Linked DNA regions of Homo sapiens: region 2 is linked to region 1. A link is an interaction called in ENCODE POLR2A ChIA-PET data of the cell type or tissue named here. Cell type or tissue: A673. All regions are shown on one strand.

Region 1 (2,500 bases):
CAGCACCCAGTCCCCTTATTCAGGTAGCAACATCCCCATTTTCCTGTAAAGAATAATTCCTTCCCCATTCTCAGCCCACATGATTACAGTAGAGCTCGCTTCACTCTCTGGCTCCAGGGGTGGGCACATGATTCAGTTTGGGCAAAATTAGGCAGGACTTGGAAATTATCTGGGGATGGTGGCACACGCCTGTACTCCCAGCTACTTGGGAGGCTGAGGCAGGAGGATAGCTTGAGCCCAGGAACTGAGGTTACAGAGTGATTGATGATCCTGCCACTGTACTCCAACCTGGGCAACAGAGCAAGACCCTGTCTTTAAAAACAAACAAACAACAAAAAATCAGCCCTGGGATTTTTTGTTTGTTTGTTTGTTTTAGTTGCTGAGATTATAGTATGTAAGCAAGCCTTGAAATGGTTGCTGGCTATTTCTGTGACCATTTCAGGAGAGCCCACCTGAGAATGAAGACAACACAGACAAAAGCACAGCTGAATGGCATGTAGAGATACAGTGCGGGAGCTCCTGGATGCACCGATACCTGAAGCAAGACCTATTCTTGGTCTCTTTTTTTGGTTACCTGAAGCAAACGTTTCCTTTACAAAAAAATTGAAACCCTTTAGATCAGAAGAATCCTGATGAATACGGAGGTCTCTCAACCCTGTGTATTTGATTCCTGAACTGAGAGCATCACATGTCTCTGTCTTATCTGTTCTGCTCCTCCTCACATCTTTCGTGTCCTGCATCCCTGTCACTCATCCCACCAAAGGGGTCCCTTAGATAATCATGTCATGTATTCATTCAACAAGTATGTCTTATGCGTGTCTACAGGGGTGGCAATGAGCTGGGTGTTGTATGTGTGACAAGGTCAGTGAATATACATGGTGAGCACTCAGCCCCTTCCCAATCCGTGCCCATGGCAGACATTGTTAATCAACCCATGAATTCTTTTTAAGCCTGAAAATGGCCTCAGAATCTTTGTCATCATAGCATTCTAGAGAGGCACAACCAACTGGTTGAAATTGACATAGAAGATGAAACCTAGCGTCATCCTCCTTCTCCTGGATGGCTGCCCCTCCTCTCTGGCTCTGCCCAGTGAGTGCCCACTCTCCTACCTGCTCATGAGAGGAGTGGCAGAGGAGCATGCTGGATCTTCATTCCCTTTGGAAAAGATTGAGAATTTGGCTGCTGCTAGTAAATTGGGAGGATTCTGCTCTGCTCTCCATGAATGTCACTGTCCCTGGCAATAAAGTGTGCATTAGTAGAGTCTGTGGGATTGTTGCACCTGGTTTGGGCATGTCCTTTGATAAAGGATTCCTTTATTATAGGGTCCTCAAAGGCAGCCTCTTTAAACATACCTGGTGGGGACTGGGCCAGTTGTAGAGATGTGTGTTCCAGTCACTCATGTGTAGCTAGTTAGTGCCATGATGGAGGCTGGGGGCTGACAGCTTTGCTGGAAACAAAAGAAAATAAACTTCTCCCATACAATGGAGAACCATACTTTCATTTGGAGCTTTAATATCTCATAGAAAAGACTGTGGCTTTAAAACCATATATCAAAAGGAAAAACACTTTCATCTTGACCTCTTCAACTTATAAAAATGGATCCCTTTCTTAATCATCTAGAATTATATGTATGAATATAAACTGTAAAATTATAAATACCTGAAGATACTTGTACAAAAAGAATAAACTTTCCTTTAATTTAAAAAAAAAAAAAGGGCCAGGTGCAGTGGCTCATGTCTATACTCCCAGGACTTTGGGAGGCAAGAGGCTCACTTGAGCCCAGAGTTTGAGATTAGCTTGGGAAACATAGTGAGACCCTGTCTCTATAAAAATAACAATTAAAAAAAGTAGCCAGTTGTGGTGGTGCACACTTGCAGTTCTAGCTACTCAGGAGGCTGAGGTGGGAGGATCACTTGAGCCCAGGAGGTTAAGGCTGCAGTGAGCAATGATGGCGCCACTGCACTCTCTCCTGGGAGACAGAGTGAGACCCTGTCTCGAAGGAAAGAAGAAACCCCTAGTGTCATCTTCAAGGTAAAATATGGCCCAGGGCAATAGTGGATCCATAACAGAAGGAAGACAGGACTGAAATACTCTAGAGGTTGGGGAGATTGGGGTAATTAGGACTCTTAAATTTGTAAGGAACAGAGATAGTAGAGAGAACTTGAGCAAAGAGGAGAATTTATTGTAAGGACAAAATGCTAGGGATCCAGCAGGGCCTCAGGGATAGCCAAAGGCAGAGACTAGAGCGTTCGTTGTAAGAACTTAGAAAATTCTCTCCATCTCTCTCTTCTCTGCATGTTTGTTTTGTCCTCTCTCGCTTTTCCAGTTCTTTCTGTTTCCAGTTCCCAAGGCAGAGAATGAGTGCCACAACAGCTTGTGTTTATGGATTCTCTAAGAGGTAGACAGACGGTTTTGGAGTGTCTTTGCATCAGCTCCACGTTCCCCAGCAAAGGGCTCTCACTGACCCAGTTTGGGACAGGAACCCACCCGTGGTCCAATT
Region 2 (2,500 bases), 350 kb before region 1:
ACTCCTGACCTCAGGTGATCCGCCTGCCTCTGCCTCCCAAAGTGCTGGGATTGGGGGCATGAACCACCGCACCCAGCCTGAAGTTACTTTGGAAACAAATATATTTGTATATGACAGCTTGTAAAACTGTAGTGAGAAGAGCAGAATCATATATTTCTCAGTGAAAAAGAAACAAATCTTATAATGAAGCACAGAAGAGGCTTTAAGAATTACTGATACCATCTTGCCTTTTCTCCTTTGTTGGTAGGAAATTAGTAAATAAGCCAGGTTTGATGGCTAAAGAGTGATTTCTGGAGTTTTTTAAAAGTTAAAATCTTTTCTTATTAGGCATCCACCTACCCCAGGTTTGGGAAATGGTATTGAATGTTGGGCTTTCCCTTGTGTTTTAGTGATTATTTAAAGCTTGGGAGTGTTTTTTTCTTATTTTTCTGCAGGTGGTTATCACTAGGCTAAAACTGGACAAAGACCGCAAAAAGATCCTCGAACGGAAAGCCAAATCTCGCCAAGTAGGAAAGGAAAAGGGCAAATACAAGGAAGAAACCATTGAGAAGATGCAGGAATAAAGTAATCTTATATACAAGCTTTGATTAAAACTTGAAACAAAGAGCCTGTGTTTTGTGTGTGGTGATTTAGGACACTCCCTAGTTTTCAGTGGATCAGTCTCTTACCTCTGATTTGTTGGTCTAAAATTTTTCTGAAATCAGGACTGATGAGATTTTTTTTATAGTGGGCAGCAGCATTTGAGGATATATCAGAAGCTGGAGGGGTGTCATTGAGAAGAAGAAGGCCTACAAGAAAAGCTAGTTGGAAACACTTCCTCTTGAACCTGTCTTTTAACTTGCTTACTATGGATAGGTTGCTATATGGACAGGCTATATTTTTTACCTTACTGCGTAAAAGTTTGTATTGCCATTGGATAGGAAGTCTTGCTTTCAATAGGATAAGAAGCTTCTGTGACTTTATAGCTTCTAGATGACTTCTTCAAGCTGTTCCTCCAGATTGAGAGGTCTCGGGTTCAGGTTATCTGATAGACCCATGGGCCCCCTTTACCTTGTTTTCTGCACAAGTGCTGGATGAGTGCCATCAAACCAAAACCTAACACGTCTTTGAGTTAAAATATAAACTAAACTGCAGCTTCGTCAGGATGAAGTGAAAAGGTGTGAGGTGGCAGCAGTGTGTGTGCTCCTGCCGTTCCTCATTTTAAGCATCTAAACAGGACACCTGAAGCCCGTTTACTTTCCAGGCTGGAGACTTGGCAACAACGTGGGAATGGGGAACGGGCCCGAGTTAAGTCACTGGCTTAGCCAAGGTCACAGCTGGCATCTGGGTGAACAGCGCTGCACGGTGTCCGCGGTGCCTCTAGGGGGCGGGGCTTCCGGCTGGCGCTGACCGGCTTCCGGCGGAGCGGGCGGGAGGTGGGGCGGAGTTGCTGCTCGGGGGCCTCTGGGTGGAGGGGGATTCAGACGCCGCGTCTGGTGTGTCCCTTTCTCCTTCCTGACCTTCCTCAGTCTGCAGCTCTTTTCTCCACCGCGCGCCCGCCTCAGCCGTTCAGCCCTGAGCTGGCGGGTGGACGGGCATGGATCCAGGCGGTGGGAGCAGTCTGCGAAGTCAGGGTAGGAAGGCTACACAAAGGAGGCGACATCCCAGCCCGGTCCTCAGGAATAAGCGGGCGTGCCCGTGTGGTGTGGACGGTGAGGGGACACTGTATTAAGTGCCTTATCTGCATTATCATTGAATCTTCATAGCAATCGATTGTGATGGGTACTGGTCATCTCCCCGGGTTGTAGATGAGGAAACTGAGGCCTCAGTAACTTTGCTTTAGTCAGTAAATGATAAGAGTCAGCAAATGAATTCCCAAGCGTAGACTCGGCCGTACCGCTGCTCTACCTTGCTAATAACGACCTACCTGTAAGCGACATTTTTGACAAAATGTCCTTTAAACATCTTTTGTGCTCAGCTCTGTATTCGTGGGCCCTCCAAAGGGGGTACAGGCAGGTAGAAGCCTCCGTCCCTACCTTATAGGTTGTATATATCTGAACTGGTCGACTAAAGATGCAAAGCGAAGTGCTCCAGTGAGTGTGGTACAGGTTGTTGAGATGAAGGAGAGATGGCAATCAGCTAAAGTTACTGAATACGTCAGGAAGGAGGCTGGTTTCAGCTGGCTGTGATTGGGAGGATCAATGCGAGGACATTCCGAGTCGGAAACAGCCAAGGCGAAGACTCACAGGTGGGTGAAGGGAGTAAACATGGCTTTGGAAATATTTCCAGTTTTCTCTGACCAACTCGTTTATCACCTAGCCGTCACATAGATCACACCAAGAAGCTGATTGATTTACGGTCACATTTCTTTCATGTTGCTTTGGAAAAGATACTGAAGCCTCGGGCAACATAATGAGACCCCGTCTCTACAAAAAAAAAAAAAAAAGAAAGAAAAGAAAAAATTAGCTGGGTCTGGTGACGCATGCCTGTAGTCCCAGCTACTTGGGAGGCTGCGGTAGGA

What was found. ChIA-PET counts read pairs that join two places held together with the same protein. Peaks named below come from ENCODE experiments on the same cell type or tissue, not always from the same donor. Only the 100,000 strongest peaks of a DNase experiment are listed, where the experiment ranks them.
Region 2: POLR2A ChIA-PET joins it to region 1 with 16 read pairs; 3 of 35 experiments call an interaction of 5 or more read pairs at or near these places.

The regions. Positions count from the first base shown.
Region 1 is chr17:8,026,001-8,028,500 of GRCh38, reverse strand. No RefSeq gene overlaps it. Among named protein-coding and RNA genes, the nearest start is that of ALOX15B, 12 kb to the left of the region's middle. In A673, no CTCF peak of the experiment used is centred here; no DNase peak of the experiment used is centred here.
Region 2 is chr17:8,375,627-8,378,126 of GRCh38, reverse strand. It overlaps KRABD2 (KRAB domain containing 2), which reads left to right and starts at 1,423. Exons shown (of 2, transcript NM_001304947.3): 1 at 1,423-2,227. It overlaps RPL26 (ribosomal protein L26), which reads left to right. Exons shown (of 4, transcript NM_000987.5): 4 at 435-611. The coding sequence ends at 563. RefSeq lists a silencer at 1,289-1,488 and an enhancer at 1,233-1,784. In A673, a CTCF peak has its summit at 1,334 (motif pointing right); a DNase peak (open chromatin) is centred at 1,376; H3K4me3 peaks cover 1,698 bases; H3K27ac peaks cover 2,452 bases.